5 separate regions of the Mus musculus genome follow, and all the other regions are linked to region 5. A link is a loop called in an ENCODE intact Hi-C map of the cell type or tissue named here. Cell type or tissue: heart. All regions are shown on one strand. Region 1 holds the start of Nasp (nuclear autoantigenic sperm protein (histone-binding)). Region 2 holds the start of Prdx1 (peroxiredoxin 1). Region 3 overlaps Pomgnt1 (protein O-linked mannose beta 1,2-N-acetylglucosaminyltransferase). Region 4 holds the start of Ipp (IAP promoted placental gene). Region 5 holds the start of Tmem69 (transmembrane protein 69).

What was found. Hi-C counts contacts between places; a loop is a spot of excess contacts. Peaks named below come from ENCODE experiments on the same cell type or tissue, not always from the same donor. Only the 100,000 strongest peaks of a DNase experiment are listed, where the experiment ranks them.
Region 1: it touches region 5 in a loop (4-fold over the local background); 3 of 42 quality-filtered maps call a loop at or near these places.
Region 2: it touches region 5 in a loop (2.8-fold over the local background); 3 of 42 quality-filtered maps call a loop at or near these places.
Region 3: it touches region 5 in a loop (2.5-fold over the local background); 5 of 42 quality-filtered maps call a loop at or near these places.
Region 4: it touches region 5 in a loop (2.2-fold over the local background); 8 of 42 quality-filtered maps call a loop at or near these places.

What each region holds. Positions count from the first base shown.
Region 1 is chr4:116,625,180-116,630,179 of GRCm38, forward strand. It overlaps Nasp (nuclear autoantigenic sperm protein (histone-binding)), which reads right to left and starts at 2,772. Exons shown (of 16, transcript NM_016777.3): 1 at 2,711-2,772; 2 at 2,153-2,250. The coding sequence starts at 2,211. In heart, a CTCF peak has its summit at 1,933; DNase peaks (open chromatin) are centred at 1,782, 2,332 and 2,832; H3K4me3 peaks cover 3,240 bases; H3K27ac peaks cover 2,708 bases.
Region 2 is chr4:116,683,874-116,688,873 of GRCm38, forward strand. It overlaps Prdx1 (peroxiredoxin 1), which reads left to right and starts at 1,726. Exons shown (of 6, transcript NM_011034.4): 1 at 1,726-1,787; 2 at 3,534-3,650. The coding sequence starts at 3,545. AV051173 (expressed sequence AV051173) reads right to left here and starts at 2,149. Exons shown (of 3, transcript NR_040442.1): 1 at 2,064-2,149; 2 at 1,772-1,965; 3 at 1,089-1,435. In heart, a CTCF peak has its summit at 2,006; a DNase peak (open chromatin) is centred at 1,638; H3K4me3 peaks cover 2,349 bases; H3K27ac peaks cover 2,677 bases.
Region 3 is chr4:116,157,335-116,162,334 of GRCm38, forward strand. Pomgnt1 (protein O-linked mannose beta 1,2-N-acetylglucosaminyltransferase) reads left to right here. Exons shown (of 22, transcript NM_026651.2): 18 at 559-623; 19 at 818-862; 20 at 1,089-1,224; 21 at 1,649-1,758; 22 at 1,846-2,510. The coding sequence ends at 1,933. Tspan1 (tetraspanin 1) reads right to left here. Exons shown (of 8, transcript NM_133681.4): 8 at 4,547-5,000. Among named protein-coding and RNA genes, the nearest start is that of Tspan1, 7.8 kb to the right of the region's middle. In heart, a CTCF peak has its summit at 2,662 (motif pointing right); a DNase peak (open chromatin) is centred at 3,662.
Region 4 is chr4:116,505,285-116,510,284 of GRCm38, forward strand. It overlaps Ipp (IAP promoted placental gene), which reads left to right and starts at 2,265. Exons shown (of 9, transcript NM_008389.3): 1 at 2,265-2,366. In heart, a CTCF peak has its summit at 2,484; a DNase peak (open chromatin) is centred at 2,297; H3K4me3 peaks cover 1,835 bases; H3K27ac peaks cover 1,793 bases.
Region 5 is chr4:116,555,528-116,560,527 of GRCm38, forward strand. It overlaps Tmem69 (transmembrane protein 69), which reads right to left and starts at 416. Exons shown (of 3, transcript NM_177670.4): 1 at 346-416. It overlaps Gpbp1l1 (GC-rich promoter binding protein 1-like 1), which reads left to right and starts at 2,131. Exons shown (of 12, transcript NM_029868.3): 1 at 2,131-2,301. In heart, a CTCF peak has its summit at 2,182 (motif pointing left); DNase peaks (open chromatin) are centred at 424, 1,574 and 2,084; H3K4me3 peaks cover 3,781 bases; H3K27ac peaks cover 3,426 bases.

The DNA.
Region 1 (5,000 bases), 70 kb after region 5:
CATTCAGGAAGGAAGCTGGTAATTACTTCACCAACAGCCAAAGTGTAACTGAACACAAATGAATACATGAAAATCTCTGTAAAGTTTGTTTATACAGTAATTTAAAAAAAAAAAAAAAAAGCTGGGAACTGGCAAGCTGGCTCAGTGGGTAAGAGCACTGACTGCTCTTCTGAAGGTCCTGAGTTCAAATCCCAGTAACCATGTGGTGGCTCACAACCATCTGTAATGAGATCTATCTCCCTCTTCTGATGGTCTGAAGTCAGCTACAGTGTCTATGTATAATAATAAATCTTTGGGCCAGAGCAAGCAGGGGCTGAGGGAGTGGAGTTGACCAGAGCGAGCAGAAATCCTAAAAATTCAATTCCCAACAACCATGTGAAGGCTCACAACCATCTGTATAGCTATATTGTACATATAGCTTACAGATAGCTTATGTACTTTCAGACATAAAATAAATAAATCTTAGAGCAGCTGGCCAGGCAGAGGTGGGGCACACCTTTAATCCCAGCACTTGGGAGGCAGAGGCAGGAGGATTTCTGAGTTTGAGGCCAGCATGGTCCACACAATGAGTTCTAGGACAGCCAGGGCTACACAGAGAAACCCTGTCTCTAAAAAAAAACAAAAACAAAAACAAAAAAAGGCTGAAGGTTGTGGTATACTCCTTTAATCCCAGCACTTGGGAGGCCAAGGCAGCCAGGACTACACAGAAAAACAAAAAACACAGTTTGGAAATCTGAGGAGATGCTAGGCATTCCCAAACTGTAAAGTACTGGAAGGAAAGGGATCCCCAACGTAATACAAGCAGCTGTTCAGAAAGCACCAGAAATGGAGTTTCTACCGAATTCCTAAACTTAATCTACTCTGGCCCTAAAAATATCAATGAAGAGGACCTAGGAAAGTGGAATCTGAGGGTAAAACTGCACTTTCCCAAATGGTTGAGTGGTTAGAGACCCACTGATTTTCAAGAACCCACTAGGAAAGGAACCAAAAGGTGATAGGGTAAACTGTACGGAGTGAAACGTCATCTAAAACATAAACCTATAGAAAAACCAATCAAATATCTCACAGACACCTTTACTTTTACCCAAGGCAAAACTTGGTTAAAAAAAAAAAAAATGCTCAAGGGACAGAAAAAAATAGAATCCAGGACCTAAAAAAGGCAAGGTAAACTGGAAAATCGAACCTGTATGGAAAATAACTTCTTTCCTCGAACTGATGAATGCTTCTGTGCATATGGGAGAGATCAAGTTAGATTAGCACTTTAAAGCTCTCAAATCAAGCATTCCTCCTTTGGGGTCCTTTCGCTTAGCAAACTCATCTAGCAAGTAAACACTAGACTGATAGCTACATACAGCCTTTACCGAAGACACTACGCAAGTAAAGTGTCCCTTGAAGCAACAAAATCCCCGTCCCACATACCGAAAACCTAACGAATCAAGACACTTCTCCGCAAAGGTTAAGAGTTACAAAGCTTCAGTCCCGTAGCCACCCTCAAGATTACTGTAAACCTGGTAGTGAGTATATAATAAAATTCATTGCGCCCCACCGACCCGGCAAAAGCAGCATCCACTCCAAACAATGGAGTTTTCCCGCCTCCTACAGGCCCCGCCCACTCCTAAGAGCCAAAACTACGACGATCAGCGTGCAAAGCCCCGCCCTCTGAGAGGCCCCACCCACCCGCGTCCCCTGTTCCAAGCCTCCATCCTCGTGTGGGTTTTTTTTTTTTTTTTTTTTTTTTGGCGCCAAATCTGTTGGCCAATTTCTCGGTACGTCTACAGACTCTCTACAGAGACGCACCCTAGGAGTGCGCGATCAGGAGGGGCTCAAGGACCGACTGGAGCCGGGCCCCGCCTACCTACCGGCAACCTCGGGCAAGGGGTGGAAAAAAGGGGCCGGCGATGGAGCCAGCCACCGCTGCCCCCGGCAAGATGGCGGCCGTGAAAAGCCGGGCAGGGGGCGCCAGCCACCCGCCGTTACCGCTGGCGCGCCAGCTCTTCGCAAGTAGGGCTTCTCCACAGAGCAACCCTCTCCGCACGGCCGCCGTTGTTCCGGGGAAGGCAGCTGTCCCACCCACCAGCCCGTCCCGCCCGGGAAGCCAAGTCCCCGGACTCTCCCTGAGGACTGGCCTCAAGCTCGCCACAGTCCCGCTTACTTGTCAGCGGAAACCAGCTCCGCGGCGATGGCAGCAGCGGCTGTAGACTCTGTGGCCATCGTTCCCCTGAGGTGGTGGGCCAGTGGGCAGAACACTGCCTGCGAAGAAAACCAGAGAATTCCGGACAGCAGAGACTCACTCAGGTAGAGAAAATGGCAGATTGGAGACCCCGCGCGGTTGAGGCCCTCTTATATACCAGGTCCCTTGTCCCGCCCATCCACTTCCGGATCCTCCCCCCTCGGATTTAAAGGACTAGGACTCAACACCTTTCTGTCACAAGGACACAGCCCTGTATCCCTTCCCGTTTGGGTATCTTCCCGCCCTAGCCCGTTTTTCCTTAAAAAAAGAAAAAAAGAAAAAGAAAGTAAGATAGAAAGGAAAAAGAAAACAAAAATCAAACAATTTCCTGCTTCTGTGGCTAGTCGTGATAGAAGCAAAATCTCAGTACTACAACTTCTGAATGGGAGCCAGCCTAGAGATTCCACAATTAAGTGGAGCCAGTGAGTCTCTGCGACTGTGGAAAAAGTAGTCCCGAAGGTGTCTTTCTGACGGGGATACCCGAGAAGGTGACAGGTATTCCCTATGTCCTCTCAGTCTTAACGGATGGAAACGCAAGAGCTGAGCACGAGTACAGCAGCAACGGCTAGAACTGACCAGACAGACGCGTGGCTCTGGGCCTCAGCAACTACTGACGAAACAAGATGCTGCTCTAGGATTGGCTACAGATAAAACTATCGCGCTTGATTCAAAACTCTTAGAGGGGCAAAGGGATGCGGGTGTTTAGATCCACCGCCTTTGACTGATCCAATCCGTTGCTGCCATCATCTTACTTTACCCACGTCCAAGTTGTTAAGTTAAATCCTGTACTTAAAACACTTTAAATATTTTAGCTGTCTCTCTTTTTTTTTCTTTCATATATATTAGGTAGGGACTTACAGTCTATCCCTGGCTAGCCTGAAACTTGCTATTTAGACCCACTGATCTCTAACCCACAGACATCTGCCTGCCTGTGATTGCGAGGGCTGGGATTACAGGTGAGCAGCACCACACACGCCTTCTTTTACAACCTTTTGTAACTCCAGTTCAAGGGCATTCAATCAATGCCTTCCTGTGACCACCAGAGCCACTAGGCACACACATGGTACACATTTATGTATGCAGATACACTCATACACATTAAATAAAAGTAAATGTGGCTGGAAAATTCGCTAGGAGGTTAGGAGCACTTGTTATTCTTGCAAAGGATCCTGTTTCAATTCCCAGCACCCACAAGGCGCCTCACCACTTCGTTAAGCTCCAGGCATGCATATGGTGCACAGACATGGATGTAGGTAAAGCATTTATTCACACAAAATGAAAAAAAAAAAAAAGAACTAAAAATGGATAAATAGAAATAAGTGGGTTCCTTTAAAAAATAACTTGGGGGGGGCTGGTGAGATGGCTCAGTGGGTAAGAGCACCCGACTGCTCTTCCAAAGGTCTGAAGTTCAAATCCCAGCAACCACATGGTGGCTCACAACCATCTGTAACAAGATCTGACGCCCTCTTCTGGAGTGTCTGAAGACAGCTACAGTGTACTTACATATAATAAATAAATAAATCTTAAAAAAAAAATAACTTGGGTATGATGGCACACACCTTTATAATTTATTTAGTTGTATTTCATGTACATTGGTATCTTGTCTGCATGTATGTCTGTGTAAGGGTGTCTGAACCCTTGGAACAAGAACTACAGATAGTTTGTTCCTCTCCAAGAATAGCCAGTGCTCTTTAACCGGTGAGCCATCTCTCCAGTCCTAGCACACACCTTTAATCTCAGCACTCAGGAGGCAGACTGGTCTCCCTGGATTTGAACCCAGAATGTTTTACAGAGCTAGTTCTAAGACAGCACACCTGTTTCAGCACTCCAAAGGCAGAAGCTGTTGAGGCAACCTAATCTATGTAAGGAATTCCAACACAGCCAAGGCTTCATAGTGAGATCTTGTTTCCAAAAAAAAAAAAAAATTTTGTCCGGCAGTGGTGGCACATGCCTTTAGTCCCAGCACTTGGGAGTTCGAAGCCAGCCTGGTCTACAGAGTGAGTTCCAGGACAGCCAGGGCCACACAGAGAAACCCCTGTCTCAGAAAAACAAAACAAAACAACAACAACAAAAAAAAACCCACAAACTTTGATCTTTTAAATTATGTATACAAATATAGATTTGTGATTGTGAGTTGAAATAGAGGTAAGAGAAATTGATTCCCCTAGAGCTGGGATTACAGGTAGTTGTGAACCTTTAGATATAAGTGCTAGGAACCAAACTCCAGTCCTTCGGAAGTTACAAGTGTTCTTAACTGATGACCCACCTTTCCAGCAACTGGTGTTACATGTTTTAGTTAACTGCCAGATCTTTAATTTTCCTTTGAGATTTGTTTGTTTGTTAATGTTAAATAGGATGAGATATTTGAGTCACGAATTTAACAAAAAATTAAGGCAGGGCAGTGGTGGCACATGCCTTTAGTCCTAGTATTTGGGAGACAGGAGGATCATTGAGTTCAAGGCCAGCCTAGTCTAAAGAGCAAGTTCCTGGGGGCTGGTGAGATGGCTCAGTGGCTAAGAGCACCCGACTGCTCCTCCGAAGGTCCGGAGTTCAAATCCCAGCAACCACATGGTGGCTCACAACCATCCGTAAGGAGATCTGACTCCCTCTTCTGGAGTGTTTGAAGACAGCTACAGTGTACTTACATATAATTAATTAATAAATAAATAAATAAATAAATAAATAAAAAAGAGCAAGTTCCCAGGACAGCTAGGGCTACACAGAGAAATGCTGTCCAAAAAAAAAAAAAAAAAAAAACCCAACAACATTT
Region 2 (5,000 bases), 130 kb after region 5:
TACCTAAATTTGATGTGGTGGTAGGTGTTTTGTTCTGTTTTGTTTTTGAGACAAGTATCTCCTTTATTGTCTTGGCGACTCAGCCTCTCGAGTGATAAGATTATAGCCGTGCACCCGTAAACCTGGTCCATAGTACTTAGTTCTTACTGTGTAATAGAGATGTGAACTATCATTTCTGTTGTAACTTTTTCATCTCCCTCACTTAAAGCTCAGAACTGCTTTCAAGGCTATCTATTCAAACCAGGAAAACCAATTCCACTTAATTGCAGAGAGGATAAGCCTGTAGACTCAGATAAGCATTACTTCCTGGAAAGCTGTCCCTGACCTGAGTTTATTGATTAGTCCCTTTAACAGAGTTACCAGCTTTCATTTGTCCCTTGACTTGACCATTATGCCTAAACCTCTACGGCCTAATAAAATCTTCTAACTGTTGTGTTTCCATGTCTGCCCCATCCTTATAGCATGACTTTCTAGAGGGTAAAGTTTGGATTATATCCATCTCTGGGTTCCTAAATCACACAAAGCATGTGATATGAAATGGGAACTCTGAGCTTTGTATCTATCCGGCTTCCCCTCCCCTCCCCCAAGGTCTCTATGTTGTCCTTGCTGTCCTGGAACTTGCTATGTAGACCAGGATGGACTAAAAAACACAGAGGTTCTCTTGCCTCTACCTTCCCAGTGCTGGCCATCAAGCCTGACCCCTCTTTAACTCTCTTGACTTTTTTTTTTTTTTTTTTTTTGGAGGCAGGATTTCTCTGTGTAGCTCTGGCTTTCCTGGAACTCGCATTGAATTGAGACCAGGCTGGCCTCGAACTCAGAGCTCCATTAGTCTCTGCCTCTAGAGTGCTAAGAAGATGTGCCATCACTGCCTGGCTTGGAACAGTGACTTTTAACTCAGGAAATTGACCACAGAGCCCCAGTTTTTAAAACCACAAATCAGTTTAGTGACAGGCTGAGATTCAGAAAGATTTAAGAATAATGCAAGAAATGGGTGTGAAACAGAAAAGCAGTATCCAGTAATCAGAGACCAATGGAGGCTGCCCTCAGTGGTGAGGGTTAATGAGGACCAGACTAGAACAGGAGTTTTGTTTTTGTTCTTAACGATTTATTTCTTTTCATTTTCTGTGCATTGGTGTTTTGCTTGCATGTATGTGTGAGGGTGTTGGATCCTCTAGAACTGGATCTACACAGTTATGAGCTGCCATGTGGGTGCTGGAAATTGAGGCTGGGTCCTCTGGTAGTGCAGCCAGGGCTTATAACGGCTGAGCCAGCTTTTCCAGCCCTAGAATAGGTTTGTGAGGCTGGGGTGCGACTGAGAAATATTTGGGTGCACAGTTTCCCCTGAACGTGGTTTAATTTTAGACGTGGCCTTCCAAGAGCAGTAAAACAGACCCTTCTTCTAGTTTGGGTCTTGATTGCACAGCACACAGTGGTCCTGGGAATAAAGAGAGGCACGGATTACCCGGGTACCCCGATTAAACGAGGAAATGACTCAAAGGGCAGTGCTTTTCTACCTCTGGGAACAGCATCACTGAAAGTGTGAGCGTTTCCCCCTGGAGACCCCCTCCACTCCAGGCCCATCCAGGGAAAGCGCTGAGTCATCCCCCGTAGGCCGGCCAGGGTGGGGCGGGGCTCAGCCAGGTCCCCCTCTTCCCGCACCCCCGGCCCGTGAGAATCTCGCGAGAACTTTGTAGGCTATAAAAGCAGCTCCCCGCGCGCGCTGTCGGGCGACCTCTTCCTGCGTTCTCACGGCTCTTTCTGTTTGTGAGACCTGTGGCTCGACCCTGGTGAGTGTGCGGGTATCGCCGCTGAGAAACGCGGCTCGCGCCCATCACTGGTTCCTTCTCCCTCTGGCCGGTCCCGGCTCGTCCCGGGCGATCACGGGCTGAAGCGGCAGGGCGAGGCCTGGTCCCGCGAGTGCTGGAGCTCTACTCGCATTCTTCACGTGGCGCTTAGTTCCCGGACCTGTTGGAACCCTGAGGCTAACGTTCAGTTTCCTCCTCTCCCGCTCACCGATAGAGGGCGGAGATGGCTTGGTGGGACGAGTTTGTGCTGGAACTTACCGCGCGCACTGGGCTGTGTCGTTGTGTTTTCTGATGTGCTATAGTGGGTGATGGCGTGAGTGGTAGGAACGTAACCTCCAGCGAGCTTGGGGCGTGACCTTCTCCGGCGTTCTAGTCCGATTCCTACGGAGACTTCTCAGCGGCCGGAAGTCGCTTTTCCGGGATTGGTTGAGTTTGGAAATGCTGGGCCACGTTGCAAAGCAAGTTTGATTAAAAGATGGTTTATGTTAGGGGGCACACCAGATAGGTAGTTGCTATGCTGCAGGTGCAGCATGTCCCTGAAAAAAAACAGTTAAAAGTTTTTTAAAGTTTGCGATGAAAGATGCTTTTTTTCTTGGCGTTTCTTTTGGTTATTGGTATTATGAACCAAGAAATTTGGAACTTGGATTCCAACTTGCACTCATACTGAGAGGCGTAAATTTTCTTTTAGATTGTGGGTTTTTTTTTAATGTGTATGTCTACCTGTGTGGTAAACACCCCCCCCCCCCCGAGCTAGTTACAGGTGGTTGTGAACCCATCCTAAGTGGGTGGAGGAATCTGAACCAGGACTTTTCCGGAAAGGAGCAGTGTAGGCTCTTAAATTGTTGCGCCATCGCTGAAGCTCCTAATGTTGTACATCTTAACAATTTATTTGTCTTGGTGTTGACCTGGGTCGATAGTGCAGAAATCGGTTTCTTAGCAGTACATTGACTCTTTTTGTATTTTTCTTAGAGTATCTTGGAAATAGGTTGGCCTCTAATTTGGCTAGCCTTGAACTCCTGAATCTTAAGCTTCTACTTCCCAAGTGTTGAGATTACACATCCCAAGTTTTTTTCTTTTAAACATTTGTGTGTGTGAACCTTGTAGAAGTCGGCTTTCCATCCTTATGGGCATTCTGGAGATGGAACTACGGTCATCAGATAGCAATTACCTTAACCTGCGTAACCTCCCTCATACAGAAATTGAGACAAGTGTTCCCTCGGTTCAGTATCCTCCTCCCTCAGCATGCAGAGTGCTGGGATGATGCTCCACTGTCCCTGGGTTAAACCTAAAGAACGTTTTAAGACACGGTTACTAAATCTAGGTTGGCCTCAAACAAGTTATGCAGAGAAAACTTAAGCTTAAACAGAACACCTAAAGATCTGAAGCAATAAATGCCAGTGTCCTGGCATTGATGTGCTTGGGATTTTTGTGTCTGTTCCATTTCCTTCCCGTTTCTCCCTAATGAATATGCAGAATAAAATGCCATTGCAAAAACTGGCTTAGAAAGGGTGGGAGAGCTGACCTATTTAGACACACTGTGGAGCTGTTAGCAAGTGAAAACAAAGGCTGATTTTTCAGTCTCAATTTTACCCTGGAGTTGGAGCTTTGGGTTGGGACCCTTAACTGTGAGCCTGTGTTCTGATTGAGCTACAGTTAAGTTCCTAGGTAGGTGAAAGCTGTTGCTTATTTAGAAGAATAGGGTTTACTTTTTTTTGTTGTCTTTTCCAGCTGATAGCAAGATGTCTTCAGGAAATGCAAAAATTGGGTATCCTGCTCCCAACTTCAAAGCTACAGCTGTTATGCCAGATGGACAATTCAAAGATATCAGCCTAAGTGAATACAAAGGTAAGATTAAAGAGGCCACTTCACATGTCTTTAGGTTGAAGTGAAGTCAAGGTTAGGACAGTGATAACAAGGGTAGATATCCTAGGTATGAGTCATTTCTAGAGAAAGTATGCTTTATTATACCTTAACATTTATCTGATTACCTTTTTTAGTGGCATTTATTTATTGGGGGAATTCTTTTTTTTTTTTTTTTAAGTTTTATTTATTTATTATATATAAGTACACTGTAGCTGTCTTCAGACACTCCAGAAGAGGGAGTCAGATCTCGTTACGGATGTAGTTGCTTGCTGGGATTTGAACTCTGGACCTTTGGAAGAGCAGTCGGTGCTCTTAAGGGCTGAGCCATCTCTCTAGCCCTTTCCCTTTTCTTTTTTCACTGTAATTAAAAAAGTTTTCTTTAAGATAGGATCTTTATGTAGTTCTGGCTGTCCTGAAGCTCACTATGTAGATCAGGCTGGCCTTGAACTCAAAGACATCCTCCTGCCTCTACCTCCCTAGTGCTAAGATTAAAGCTTGCACAATCTTGTCCCCCTTTGTTTTGGTCAGTTCTTGCTCGCTCTCATCATTTGTTTATTTGAGCTGTCTTACTATCTATTCCCTTGGCTTTCTAAATATGTAGACCATGGTTGTATCTAACTCCTAGAGATAGATACAACCTGCCTTTGCTTTTCCCTTCCTCTTTTTTTTGTTTTGTTTTTTGAGACAGGGTTTCTCTGTATAGCTCTGGCTGTCCTGGAACTCACTTTGTAGACCAGGCTGGCCTCGAACTCAGAAATCTGCCTGCCTCTGCGTCCCGAGTGCTGGGATTAAAGGCATGTGCCACCACGCTTGGTGTTAAAACATTTTTTAATCTTATGTGTATGGTGGGTTTTTTTCTTTTCCTGAATGTGTGTCTGAGCATCATGTACATATGGTACATGAGGAGGGCATTGGATCCCCTGGGACTGGAATGTAGATGTTTTTGAGCCTCCATATTTCTACTGGGTCCTCTAAAAGAGCAGCCATTATGATTAATTGCCAAGCCAACTTTTCAGTCACCTTCAGCTCATTTTTTTTAAAAAAACTACATTTGGTCTTACAAATCAAGTCTTTGGAGCTGTGGCTTTGCTTTTGCTCAAAGGGAAGACTTGACACTCCAATTACCTTTTGTTTTTACCATAGTTTCATGCAGATACTTGGTAGGTTCTGTTGATGGTTTACCTTCTCTCCTTTTAAAAAATTTAGCTCCTAGCTAGGTGTAGTGAATGGAGTGGTGTAGCAGGTGGATTTCGGGTCAGCTAAAGCTGCATGGTGGGACCCTGTCTGGAAAAAAGAAAAAGAAAAAAGCAAAACAATTCGAGGCCAGCCTGG
Region 3 (5,000 bases), 400 kb before region 5:
TGAAACAGTACAGCTGAAAGGGATATATTTAATTTAGAACCTCCTAAAAGCAAGAGAAGCTAATAAAATCCTTATTTACCAATATTTACCATATTTCTTATCTACTAAGGAAGGACAAGTGCTTCCTCGCGCCATTCATGGAACCTGAATCAGCAGTTTCCTTCCTTCTAACCCATCTTTGCAATTGGCTACATCCAACGGACCGGTGTCTCTTTCTCAGTCTTCCCTTCCTCCCCCTCTGATACACACACCCCTACCCCTTGTGTTTTCAGGTCTCTTGTAGCTCAGCCTGAGACTGGTCTTGAAATTCTAATCCTCCTGCCTCCATCTCTCTTTACTTCTAAGTCTCTGTAGCAAATCTGGGGAAAGCCAGTGGGAACAGGACTAGTTTACGGGTCAGTAGCTTGAGCCAAGGGACCAGACCAAATTAAAGGTAGTAAGAGCTTGCCAAAGACAGCAACTCGGAGGGCCCTGGGTCTTGTAGATCTTCAGTAGGTCAGTGAGCAAGTGTGGGCCACACCAAGAAGTCCTGGCCTTCTGTCCTCATTCCTGTTTCAGGAGGCCTACTTCAAGAAGCACAAGTTCAACACAGTTCCAGGTGTCCAGCTCAGGAATGTAGACAGGTAGAGACTGGCAGCAGGCTAAGGGGGTGGGTATCTAAGGCTTGATGGCCAGTGCTTGCTAGTCCTTTCCTGTCTGGGGCCTTGGGAATTTACCTCAGCCCTGCTGTACCTTTTCCCCGTGTGACCCTTTGCCCTGCTCATTCCTTTCCATGGACCTGAGGGACTCTCCTGATATGTTTCTCCCTCCCCTTCAGTCTGAAGAAAGAAGCTTATGAAGTGGAAATTCACAGACTGCTCAGGTATGCCCTAGGGCAATTGGGATGCCTGGCAGGGAGTAAGGAATCTAGCTTCCTTGGTGACACCGTTAATGGGCACTATAGAAAATAAAAACCAGTGTGCTCTGGTACAGACATTAAGAACTGAAAGAAGGTAGCAGCGGAGCATTAACTCAAGTTCAGGGCCCTGTGTGTCCCATCTAGGAAGTAGGCCCTGTTTCGGCCTTAACTTTTTTTTACCCCAATGCAGTGAGGCCGAGGTTTTGGACCACAGCAAGGACCCTTGTGAAGACTCCTTCCTGCCAGACACGGAGGGCCACACCTATGTGGCGTTTATCCGAATGGAGACAGATGATGACTTCGCCACCTGGACTCAGCTTGCCAAGGTGCCTCAGGCTGCACCTCCCTCAGTAGCGCCCGCATCAACATGCGCTGCCCCTGCTATGCTAGCAAGAGTCTTTGTTAGAGAGCTTTCAACCTCAGAACCTTCTCCTACACTCTTACTTCTCTCATCTCACTTCCTGGCCAGGTATAGTGCGGGCCTTTCATGCAGCACTCGGGAGGCAGAGGCAGGCAGATCTCTGATTCAAGGGCCAGCCTTGGTCTACAGAGTGAGTTCCAGAATAGCCTATGATTACACAGAAAAACCCTGTCTCAAAAAAACAAAGAAGAGAACCTCTCTTTTAAGCCCTTGCTCAAATCCGTACTCCAGATAATGCTTCCTCTTGAAGGGTGAGGCTCCGCAAGGCCTTCAGAGAATCATCTCCACGGCTTCTTGACCATCTCTTTCTCCTACTCTATCCCTGCTAGTGCCTCCATATTTGGGACCTGGATGTTCGTGGCAACCACCGGGGCCTGTGGAGATTATTTCGGAAGAAGAACCACTTTTTGGTGGTGGGGGTCCCAGCCTCCCCTTACTCGTGAGTCACCCCGTTCTGCCCTAGGAAATGGCCTTCTGGGTCTGAAGCATGTCCTCTCCTCTGTACCGTTCATCTGTTATGTTTCAGAGTGAAGAAGCCACCATCAGTCACCCCTATTTTCCTGGAGCCACCCCCAAAGGAAGAAGGAGCCCCAGGGGCTGCTGAACAAACGTGAAGCCTCCTCCAGGACTCTGCAGGGCTGGGTACTGTGTACCCCCAGACAGGCTAGCCCGTTGCCCTACCCTGTAGGATTTAGTAGATGCTGGTAGGGGTAGGGCTGGTTTGTTTTTAACATGGAATTTAATTACTAACTCCAAGGGGAAGGATCCCCTGCCCCAACACCCCTATTCCTGAGTTTAAGGTCTATTTATTTACTTCCTTGTCAAAGAAGAGCAGGAGAGTTCCCAGGACCTCTTTGGGATCCCTGGGTAGCTGATCCACTCTTTTCATACCCTGTCCTCCCAGGCCTGGCTCAGAACCTATTTATTGACTGTCCTGGGGGCCTTGGGAATAGGCCCAACCCGGGGCCTTTATTCCTCTCTGGACCAGGATGCTGCCCTGAGGGTGGGACTGGCTCATACTCAGGAAAACTGTTGTGCCCAACTGATGGACAGGCCCATATGGGGTCCATGTGCTGACAGACTCACACAGAGACCTTTAGACACTGGACCAGGTCTCCTCTTAGCCTTCTCTTTGTCCAGATTTCCAAAACTGGATAAAGATGGTCATTGATTAAAAAAGAAGAAAACCTCTGGGGGTGTATTTTGTAATAGTTTTGTGGGGAGTATGGCGTGGTGGTGAGGGAGAAACCATTACTGGATAAATGGTGAGGTGTTTGGGGTTTTTGGTTTTTTGTTTTATCTGCCATAGTTTATCTTCTGTGTGAAGCCATTTGGCCACCAGGGGATGCCCAAGTCTCAAGCTTCAAGTCTTTTGTTTCAGAAGGGTTCCACCCTGGTACCAGCTGACTTATATGCCTTGCCTACTTGGCAGCCATCTCACACCCCTTCCTCGCTATTCTACCACCCTGCTAGTTCCATCCTTTGTGTCTGAGCCCAGCACCTGTCCCCAGAAACGGAGTAGGTAAGAGAAACCAAAAAGGACAGATGGGGGTGGTTGAGGCAATGCTCTGGACGTAACCATAGTGGAGACAGGAAGTGACTGGATCAGAAACAGTGGCAGCCACAGCAGTGTGGGAGATGATTTTGAGAGAAGATACTGGGCAGGCAGATACAGGAGCAAGGCTTTCTGTGGCCTGAATTGGTTGTGTGCAGAATTCCATATAGGGATGTTTTTTCTGCATAAAAGGTCCATGGTTTTCATCAGAGGCTAGTAACTCAAAGGAGCCTAGGAAAGTCTGAGTTAATCACCAAAAACCAGACAATATAGTCGTTTGGGAGTCAGATAGCCCAAGGCAGGGGAATATGACCTTTAAGGCTCTGAAGATTAAGATCAGGACCTGAGTAGATCAGACTGTAAGAAAGGGTATAACTCTTGCCAAGGACGGGAACTTACTGGAATTCCTGCCCTTTACCTTTGCTGTCCTGGTGCCCCTTACTGGTGCCTAGAGCTCAGCAGTAGTATCGTGCAATATGGCTTTGACATTGGTCACCACCCTGACCCCCTTCAGTGTTCAGTAGAGCTAGTGTTTCAGGTGGCAAAGTAGGCACAGGAGAAGCAATTAGACCGTGATGAAGTGGCAGCCCTCCCTGGACAAACAAATCCCCTTCCTCCTCCTGCTTCCACACAGGCACTTGTGGGAGGAATAGAGTTTGTGTGGGAGATGCAGTTTGCTGGCAAAGGGTGAAGGCCAACTAGTTCTCTATCTAGAATCCTAGTAGATTCTTGGTCAGGCTTCACAGAAGCTGTGTGGCTCTGGCCAAGTCTGTTCTTTTTTGGGCCCAACAAGTGGGTGGGTGATAGCTGTGGGCTGCTCTGGAAAAGCCCATAGAGACAGATGGGGGGCGGGACTGTCAAAGGGAAGGGAGGAGGGAAGATAGTCAAATCGGCTTTGCCTGGTGGCAGCCACTGTCCTGCAGCAACAGCATTTCCCTTGATGCTGCCACTTGAAGTTCAGAGGCATTCAATTTTTGTTTTTTGGGGGGGCTTTTTTTCTGAGACGGGGTTTCCCTGAGTGGACTTGGCTATCTTGGACCTCACTATGTAGACCGGGCTAGCCTCAGACTCAGAGATCAGCCTGCTCCTGCCTCCCAGGTGCTGCGGTTAAAGACATGTGCCACCAAAGTATTGCATTTTTTAAAAAAGACATTTAGATTTTTTTTCAGAGACATTCAGTTCAGTTTCTTCAGGTTGGACTGTTACTGTGTCAAGCAAGGTCCACCCAGTTACAGGAGCCCATCTGGCAGCTAAGGACTGGGTAAAGACTAGGAATGTATTATAGTGGTGTGTTTGCCTAGCACACATGAAGTCGGGTGTGATCCACAATACCTCCTAAAACCAGGCATGGTGATGGATACATATCTCTAAACCCAGCACTTAGGAGACCGAGGCAGGAATTCAGTGTCATTCTCAGCTACATAGAAAGTTCAAAGCTGTGCCGGGCGTGGTGGCGCATGCCTTTAATCCCAGCACTTGGGAGGCAGAGGCAGGCGGATTTCTGAGTTCGAGGCCAGCCTGGTCTACAGAGTGAGTTCCAGGACAGCCAGGACTACACAGAGAAACTCTATCTTGAAAAACCAAAAGAAAAAAAAAAGAAAGTTCAAAGCCAGCCTGGGCTGTATGAGACCCCTCCATCTAAGCAAAAACAACAAAGAAGTGAGATCTTGGCCAGGTGTAATGGTGCACAGCTTTAATCCCAGCATTCAGGAGGTAGAGGACCCCTTTTTCAGAAACAAAGGAAAAAGAATGCTTGGGTGAAAGAGCCAGTGCCAACGGTGGCCATAGTGCTATAATTATGCTCTCAGCCCCTGCATTAACTGTGCCACCAAGATCAAGCAGGCCACACTCTTCAGCTGCCCAGTTCCTGATGAAGATGATGGAAACATACCCGATGTGTCCATCTGCCCTTAGGGCACAAGTCTGGAATTGCTGAAGAACTTGTGTCCCCCTTTGCTGCCCCCCAATAAAATATATACACCCCCCAAAGTATACAGATCTTTAGAGCAATGGATAGGCCAAGAATAAATGATTTTGAGATTCCCCAAAGTAGGGCATATAGCTTAGACGTACTTATCTAAGTTCCTGGAGGGCTCCAACTAGTGACTCCACCCACACAGCCCTGA
Region 4 (5,000 bases), 50 kb before region 5:
ACACTCTAAATCTATCCATTTCCTGCAAATTTTGTAATTGCATTCTTCTTTAGAGCTGAATAAGATTCCATTTTATGTATATAGAAATTTTTCATTATTCATTCATCTGTTGACCCTCAAGGTTGGTTCTGGCATTTTTTTCTCTAGTAAATAGAGCACAACTTTATCTTTTATTGTCAAATCATTCTCTGTTTTATGCACACACATTTGTTCCCATTTAGTTCATTCATTCATCAGTTGATAGTCATTGAGGCTATTCCCATGTGGTGGCTATGAATAATGGTGATCAACTTATACCATTCTTATAAACAAGTTTTTGCATGATCATCTGTTTTCATTTCTCTAGGATATATATCTGCAGGGATTCAGTTATTAGATTGCATGGTAACTTTATATTTAACCCTTTGAGGAGCTGCCAGAGAATTTACATAGTAACTGCACCATTTTAGAATCTCATCAGGCATTGTAGGAATGTTGTATTTTCTAAGAACCTGGAATATCTAAATAAATGTGTTAAAAGAGACAAAAGTGCCTTGGTATCACTAAAATGTAATGTTTTGGTATTTTTCTTCTAAATTATTTTTAGATTTATTTATTTTATGTGTATAAGTACACTGTAACTGTACAGATGGTTGTGAGCCTTCATGTGGTTGTTGGGAATTGAATCTTAGGACCTCTGCTCACTCCAGTCAACCCTGCTTGGTCAGTCCCTGCTCTCTCCAGCCCAAAGATTTATTTATTATTATACATAAGTACACTGTGGCTGTCTTCAGACACACCAGAAGAGGGCGTCAGATCTCATTAGAGGTGGTTGTGAGTCACCATGTGGTTGCTGGGATTTGAACTCAGGACCCACTGAGCCATCTCGGCAGCCCTCTAAATTTTTATTCTTATTTTATGAGCATTGGTGTTTTGCCTGCTTGTATGTCTGTGTGAGGCTGTGTGATCCTCTGGAACTGGTGTGAGCTGCCGTGTAGTTGCTGAGAACTAACCCAGTTCCTCTAGAAGAGCAGCCAGTGCTCTTAATCGTTTGAGCCATCTCTCTTTTTTTTCTTCCACCATAAAATAGCTTAGTCAATAGAAAATCTTCATGGAACTAGCCTTCCAGTATTGGTCAGTGATTGCTGAGCCTTGCACCAGACAGGGGTCCAGTAATTCCTTTTACTCTTTTCTAAATTTCTGCCACTTTTTGCAGATTTTTTTTTGCACTTTTCATAATGAAATGTAAAGTAGAAATTGAAGATGTGGAGTAAATGTAAGCATAGTCTTGTGAAATTTTTGTCTTAGCTATACATCTGAATATGCAAATACATGGTATGTGTTTGATGTAAAATATTTTTGTACACTATGGGTCAGGAACATAAAGTTTGAGGGTTGGAGAGATGATGTGGCTAAGAGAGCACACTACTTGTTATTTTTGAGAAAGGGTCTCTCTACATAGCCCCAGCTATCCTGAAATTCACTAAGTAGACTGGACTGGCCAGGTACACAACAGAAATCCTCCTGTCTCTGCCTTCCCAGTGCTGGGATGATAGATGTGCACCACAACTCCTGGCAAAGAGTCCACTTCCCTCAAGGAGGACCTGAGCTGTTCCCAGCCTGTAATTCCAGCATCAGGGGGAACTACCACCATCTTCTGACCTTCATGGGCACAGCCTTTACATATACAAACCTATGGTTAGAGGCACACATTTAAAAAATAAAATCTCAGTCGGGCATGGTGGTGCACACCTTTAATCCCAGAATTGGGAAGCAGCGGCAGGTGTATCTCTAAATTCGAGGCCAGCCTGGTCTACAGAGTGAGTTGTAGGACAGCTAGGCCTACACGGAAAACCCTGGGGTGGGGCGGGGAGACTATAAAAAAGTTTGGACGTTGCTAATGCACCAGGACACATTATGATGCTCTACACTGAAAAAGAAGTGGGCATTTTGATTCTTGACTTCAAAGTAGGCAGGAGTGTATCAAAATTGAGGTTCAGGAAATGATCTAAGGAAGGTGGTAGAGAAGCACGGTGCACGTGATTTTCCTCGACGCTGAGATCAGTACCTGGCCTGGGACACTTGAAGAATTGAAGATGTGCATGGAGCGGAATAGGGAAGTCCACTAGCCCAAGGCAGGGGAGAGGTTTTTAAGAACCTGCCTCCGCGGCCAGCAAGCGGCTACCCAGGTTTACCCAGCGACGCCGGTGGCTGTGAGGAGGCGGGGCCAGAAGCGGAGCACGCGCAGTAGAAGGTTCCCGCATCAGCGCCGAAGCTGCGCCTTCAGCACTCGCAGTCACCTGTCACCAAAGACTGTCCCCGCCCCCTCCGCTGCCTGCCTGCGCGCGCAGAGCACCGGAGGGCGCCGGCGGGAAGGGACGCGGCGGGTAAGCGAGGCCTGCGTGCGGTCTGTGTTTCTCACAGGGTTGGGAACTTCCTCATGTCCAGCTCTCCAGACCGGGAAGAGCGAGTGATTGGAGCTTTGGAACGCACCGTTCCTCCGCTTTCGTCCTGTCGCCTCCGGAGGCGCTCTGACCGTCCGTGTGTTTTTAGCGTCCCGGAGCTTCCCAGTCTCACGGCGCCTTGGCCTCTGCTCTCCCAGCACCCACTGGGGAAACCGAAGGCCGGACCCTGTCCCTGACTTCTGCCGGCTCCAGTCTGAAATTCCTTACCGGCTCCAGTCTGAAATTCCTTACCGGCTCGCGCTGTCAGTAGCACAGAGTTGGTTTTCTTCCTCTAGTGTCTACCAGTTTAGGCAGAGTTCTAGTTACAGCCTCCAACTCAAGCACAAAGAGTCTCAGTTGTTTTGATGCTCAGCTGGAGCTCTGGCCCTCTAACTGAATTAACTTTCAGATGCTCTTCAGCGGGAAATCCAGGCCATCAAAGCATAGGTCCTCTTTAGTCCCTCCGATTATCTCCATCGTTAGCCAGTAAACTGTATGGAAGCATAGTTCTTAGCTCCCTATGCACTAATCCCAGGTCTTCACTTTTCATGTTTGTACGAACAAGCATTTCCCAAGCCACAGTTTAGGATGAGGTGCTCCACTGGCAGTGGAATGCCATCAACATTTACTGAGAAGGATGACAACAAACATTCTGGCTCTCTACTGTCAAAGTGAATATTAAGTGAATTGTTTGTTGTAACAGGAGGCATTTGACTTGTGGCTGTGCTTTAATACCTTGAGTAAGAGAGAAATGGAGGTAGCCTAGAATCACACCGCGAGGGTTCAGAATCTGCTGCCAGGGAGAATACAGAGCAGCAACAAGTCTGACAGCCACGCCATGTATAATAACATCTATAGGTCGAATTTCCACATAGAGGGAAATAGATTGTATTTATGTGCCACTTGTTTGTAAGATGCATTGTGTGCATGCTGAAGTAAATTTTAGCGGCTTCCTTTAAAACTCCCAAAATTAGTGTCTATATAGTCATGATTATCAGATTATTATTATGACAAGGTCTTACTATGCAGTCTTGGCTGGCTTGGAGCTAAGAGATCTGCCTGCCTCTGCACCACCACACCCACCTTCAGATCATTTTTACTGATAATTTTGACTGAATGCTATATACTGAATTTTTTAAAAATATCAGCTTACAACAGTTCTGTCATTTTGATTACTGGTTTTCTTTGGTGCCTGAATTACAAAACCTTAATCATTTTACATTTCCTCTGCTTCATCGTCGATCTTATATTGCAAGGACTTGTGGTTTCTTCAGTAACTTGAATTTATCCCTTTGATTCTCATAGCAAGTTGCCATGTTTCTTAGCTTCAACTTTTTTTTGGGAAATAAGAAATAATGAAAGTGTTGGATTTTTGTTATCTTCTATTTCATGCCTACTTGAAGAACCCAAGCGTTCTGAAATGACTGTTGACATGTTTGTTTTTGTTAAACCTGCAAAGACTCAGATCCCAGTTTCTGTAGCTGGGTTCCATTCTCTACAACCTAGTCTGATAACTTCTGTGGAATAGAATATGGCAGGAGCAACCCCAGGCATAGATGAAATAAACCCAAGACTGTTGGTATACTAATGCTGGGGAAACTTTAGTAGTTTCCTTCTCTGTGGCTTTAGAGATTATATTTTCTTCTCATAAAAATTATAATTGAGAGTGAGGCATGGTTGTTTAATCTCAACACTCAGAAGGCAGAGGCAGATAGATCTTCTTGAATTTGAGGGCAACTTGGTCTACATGGTGAGTTCCAGTCTGGCTAAGGCTGTATAGTGGTACCATGTCTTAAAAAAACAAAAGCAAACAAACAAGCCAAAAACTACTATTGGCATAAATTTGTGAAGAAGCTAGCAATTGAGGCAGATAATGGTGGCACGTGCCTGCAATCCCAGCAGTGATGGAAGGCAGAAGGATCATTACAAGTTTAAGACCATTATCTCAAAACAGAACCCCAAGCCTTTCATTATTTATTTCACAAACATTCGAAATGCTGATTTATGTTAGAGACTGATGCTGTAGCAGTAGGCGCTAGTTCCTTCCATAAAGGAACAATTTTTCAGTAACTGTGTGTGCATGTATGAGCTTGGATAGATGTGGTTGAATGTGATATAGACTATACCGTAGGTAAGGTTAGAGTGGCCAACAAGTCTCGAGGAGAAAGAAGAAAAGGTGTGGAAACAAAGATCCACAAAGGCTCTCTATGTTAAAGGAAACATACAGGTGGAAAGATTTTTGGGTTTTTTTTTTTTTTTTTTTTTTTTTGGTTTTTCGAGACAGGGTTTCTCTGTATAGCTCTGGCTGTCCTGGAATTCACTTTGTAGACCAGCCTGGCCTCGAACTCAGAAATCCACCTGCCTCTGCCTCCCAAGTGCTGGGATTAAAGGCGTGCACCACCACGCCCAGCCCAGATGGGAAGATTTTAACCAGACATTTGGGCTGGTCACAGTTGATTTTTAGAAGTTCATCCTGCCTAAGATGTCTCCCTCCTAACTGTAGTGATACAACTCTTTTCTGCCTTTACACCTTATTTTCTTTATCTAAGGAGGGTTTCTGGCCGTTCTTCATACCTT
Region 5 (5,000 bases):
TTTGGAATTCAGTAACCAGTGGAGCACGTGTTTTCTAATTTTGGAGGATTATAATCAGGCTGAAGCCCTGAGACAGAAGCTGATGTGGAGATTAAAAAACTAAAAGCCGTGGCCAACTCGCTCATTCCACGAAAAAAAAAAATGACCAAATGTTTTCATTTCGCCAACGCAACTACCACAAACTGGAAGCTCCTAGCTGACATTTTAGCGACACGAGCGGAATTTAGACACAAAAGGTCCTTAAGACGCGTGGGGTAACTATACATCTATATACCAATACCAATCCTTAGTGACCCCACCACCACCTCCTTCCCAAAGTGTACCCTTGACAACCCTGAAACGTACTTGCCACCATCACACGGCGCAAAAGTTGAACAAATTCAACCAGAAACACCGAAACAACACTTCCGGCAACTGGAATCACACAGCCCCCCCACTTCCTGAGTGCAGGAAAATGGGTCCGGATGGGAATTAACGGTAGCAAGTTCCGACTCTTCTCTTTCCGTTTTTGAATGCTTCCCTCCCTCAGTTATTTTACATTATTTTTAATGTGGATGTTCATGCATGTGCCCACTCAGGCGAGAGGCTTGGATTCCCCACAGTATAGGTGCTGGGAGCTGATCTGAGGTTCTCTGTAAGAGCAGTAAGTGCCTTTAACCACAGAGCTGAGGGCTAGTCTAAAATATTCTAATTGAAGTCAGCTTTCAGATACCTTACAAGTCTCTGTTATGGGATCTCTAACCAGTTTAACACACACACACACATATTCAGGAAGTAGAGTACAATTTCTGAAATAACCCCCAGTAACAGTAGTGGAAGAAGCTAGGAGGAGACTTGGAGTTGGCTGATTTGGCCTACGGAATTATTTTATTTTTTTAAAGGCAGGATTGCCTGGAACGCTTAACTTGCAAAACAACGTTGTTGAGTCGACTGGACACATCTTCCTCCGCATTTGAGTCCTTTATTACTACCACTGGGCGAGAAAGAGGTGTTGATTTTGTTTTTACCTTATTCTCTATTACCTAGAAATTACATTGAGGAATACAGAAGACTGGGGCCCAACATTCAGAATTCTATGAATCAAAGTGTGGCGTTAGGGGCATTGAGCTTGAAGGTCATCCAGGAAGTAACATTGTTGAATTTATCCTCTGTGTGATTTATTCTAAGTCTCCTCTCCCACCCCCAACCTGCCATCTGTCGACCAAAAGGAACAGCTACCAAGTACTTCGAGCGTTCTTGGCTCCTTGTGTAAAAAGCTGAAGACAAAAAGGAGAGTTCATTTACGTAGGGACTCCTTTTTGACTACTTCCTCCATTCTAAGCAGTAAAACTAACTTCCTGAAACATTCGTTTTTAGTGAGACGCTGTCCGCCAGTTTTATTACCTTCTCTGGCAAGGTTGTACGGTCCCTTCCTGTCGTGCAATAGCCAAGAGAGTGCTTATAGACTCTTTTGGGGGTTTATTAGCAAAGACTGGGCTGGAGCAGATTTCAACCCTCCATTCTGGCGGCTCCGTGACGCCTGCAATGCCCATGAACTACAACTCCCGGCAGGTAGTGCGCCCACACCGCCGCGCATGCTCTAGTCCGGAGGGGCGGGAGTATGTGTGTGTCTATGGCTTGCCTAGGACTGTAGTTTCCACGGCGCGCGCCTGTGAATGGAGGGGCAAAGGTGTACAGGGCTCGGAAAACACACTCTTCCGCTACTTGTTTGACAATTCTAGTAGTTGGCGAAGCATCTGGTTCACAATCGAGGTGTGAGAAGGTGAAGAAAGAATGGGTGGGGGAAGAACTGGTACAAATATATCCTCCCATATTCACGTGCTCCCAGGCCGGAGGACCCGGCTGGGAGCTTTAAAGGGGCGTGCTGAATTCGGCTGGTCCTCGCCCCAAGAGCGGCACAAGGAGAGGCGAAGGCTTTGCGGAAGGGAGAGTGGACCGACCGGCGTCGCGCCGAAGGGCGCCGGGGGCGGGGCGGGAAGTAACCGCTGCAGGAGCAGCCCAACGTTTCCAGAGCGAGCCGCGGGCGCCCGGGCGGGGTCACGAAAGCTGGAGCTCACGCCTGCGCGTGCGCCGGTGCTAGTGGGCGTGAAGGAGGCGGGCCGAAGCGGCAGAGGGAGGGCCCAGCCGGCCGTCGCTCCTCCTCCACCCGCTCTGCCCCCTCCTGGGCCTTGTGGGCCGGGCAGCCATTTTGGGAAGAGCTTTGTTATGGTTGTGGGCTAGTCACCTCTGCTGGTCGGAGAAGCTGAGGACGCGTCCTCAGACGCCGCGAGTCGTCCTTGACCGTAGCCCCGCCGCTGCCGGGTGAGTATGGGTCCTGGACACCGAGCAGAAGGAGACCTGGAGTGGTCCCGGCACGGGCTCCGCCGGCACCTAACTGGCCGTCTAGGAAAACTAGTTAGAAGAAGGTCTTGCACAGGTGGTTGGGTGTGGGTCCGCCGGGGTGGACGAGGGACCTGGGAGTCGCCGAGTTGGAACGTCCCCCTCCCCCCCGCCAACGGGAGGAGTCTTGCACACTAGCGTCGCCGCGGCGGTTCCAGAGCTCTCCGACTTCAACTTCAGTTCCCGGTCGGAAACGCTCACCTGCGGCTCCGGCTCCTCTCCAGGAGTTCCGGCTTGATAGTGGTTGAGTGATTTGGTTTACTTGGGTTTTATTATCATTATTATCATTACTATTATTATTATTATTATTTTACCTTTCTTTAAAATAAGAGCCGAAGGCTTCTGTTTTCCAGTTAAGAGAAACTTAACGAGGAAAAAGTCGTGTAAGTCAAATGTGGACTATCTGGGCGAAAGGGAACTTCCACGCCCGGAGTCGCGGTTCTCTGGGGTAGGGAGACCTTTTCAACTTCAGATTGTCTTACTGGTTATCTACCAAACTCCGTCCCATTGGAGTGGAAGTTTGATTAGTTGAAGTGGCTTAACTAGTCGTTTTTATTCCATGCTAAATCTTCCCAACCCATAAAATTCAAAAGATACTGAATCTAAAATGGCTGTAGCCTGAGGAAGAACCCTGTTTAAATGCTTAAATATAATAACATTTCAGTCGTTTTTTCCCCTATGGGACGTTTTCTCTTAGGAGTTTTTGACAATTGGTACCTTTGAAGAGGGTAGGTGTAAGCGAAGGTGAGGCTCAGGAAGTTTACTGCAAAAGTTTACATAAGAATGGGTGCGGTTTTTTGTTTTTGGTAGTTGTGAATAGTTCTGAAATTGTGCTGTGGTATCAGTTTTGTCTGCCACTTTTGTACTCTGAGGTTGGCATGTATAATGTGTTGAATAGTTTAACTTTGATAACTCTTACCCGGAAAACCAGAAGTTAGTGGTGGTTCATGGTTTTTGTTTAGTAATAAAGCCACTTTTTTTGTAAATCTCATCAAAAACTAAAGAGTATTAGACGCCAGTAGACAGATTTGTAGTTTGTTGGTGGTCGAATGTTTTTTGTTTTCAAAATGGGTTTGTCAGTGTAGCCCTGCCTATTCTAGAACTCACTCTGCAGTCCTTGCTGGGCTTGAACTCAGACCCTGAGTCCTGGGATTAGAGCGCTTTTATCACTTCTGCTCCACTCATGAGGTCTCATGTTTTTTATGGTAGTTTTCACCTCAGAACCCAAGAAATTTGGGCATTTACAAAATAAAGAAACAATTTTGCAAGTGAAAATATATTCTGAAGTGTAATGCTAGGTCCTTCTCTCCCACTTTTTTTTTTTAACTAAAGGCAAGCTTCGCTTACAAAACAAAACAAAACAAAAAGACCCTGCCAGAAGTGCAAAAAAACAATAGCAAATTTTAATTTTTGGAAAGGTGTGATTGAGTGAAATTTCTGTCTATTTAAAAGATAAGATAGAGTGCAAATTGTGGATCTTTGACGATCCATTCCCAGGATAAACTGCCACCTTTCATAGAGTTGGTTTCAATTACATTTATATATTCATTTAGACGGTAAAATTTTTGTTCTAGGAATTTTTTTCTTATGTATATGGGTAGTGTGCCTGTATGTATTCCTGTGTAAACGTACATATAGGTCCCATTGAGGTCAGAAGATAATGGATCCCCTGGAACTGGGGTTAAAGACAGTTGTGAGGTGGTGTCATGTGAGTGTTGGGAGTCAAACCTGGGTACTCTGGAAGAGCAACAAGTGCTCTTAACTGCTAAACCATCTCTTCAAAAGCCCAGGAAATATTTATTTACTTATTTATTTTGTTGGTCTTGGAAGAAAATCATTTAAAGTTCTTTTTGAAAATTAGAATTGCTTTCTGTCTTGACATTATTTTACAGTACTAAATTCACCTTTTTTACCTTTCTTCTGAGTGTTCTAAAATGGCTTGCATTTATTTGTTAGTCTAACCTTTCAGTTTATTGTGGACAGTGTGCTTTAAGAATTCGTGAAGTTGGGAGACGGAATGGGAAGCCTTTATTTTGAAGTAACAGAATTCTTTTTTGTTTGTTTGTTGTTGGTTTTTTTTTTTTTTTTTGGAGTTTTTTTGGAGTTTTTTTCTGTGTAGCCTTGGCTGACCTGGAGCTCACTCTATAGATCAGGCTGGCCTGGAACTGGGTTCCATCTGCCTTCAAATGCTAGAATTATCTAAAGGAGTATACCACCCTGTCAGGCTTTTTTTTTTTTTTTCTTCCTCCAACCATTTTAATAATTTGTACATGATAAGAAATCTGTGAGTGTACTTGTGTGTGTTTCTGTATACATAGAGACACACAAATTTGTTGAGACAGAGTACTACTATGTAGGACAGTGGTTCTCAGCCTTCTAATGCTGAGCCCCTTTTAATATAATTTCCCATGTTGTGGTGAGGAATTCCCACCATAAAATTATTTTGTTTCTACTTCATAACTTTAGTTTTTCTGCTTTTAGGGATTATAATGTAAACATCTGTTATGTGACCCCCTTAAGCCCACAGGTTAAGAGCCACTGGTGTAGATTCATGCTGATCCAGAACTCACAGAGATCTACCTGCTTCTTCTGCCTGTCCTATGCTGAAATTAAAGGCATTC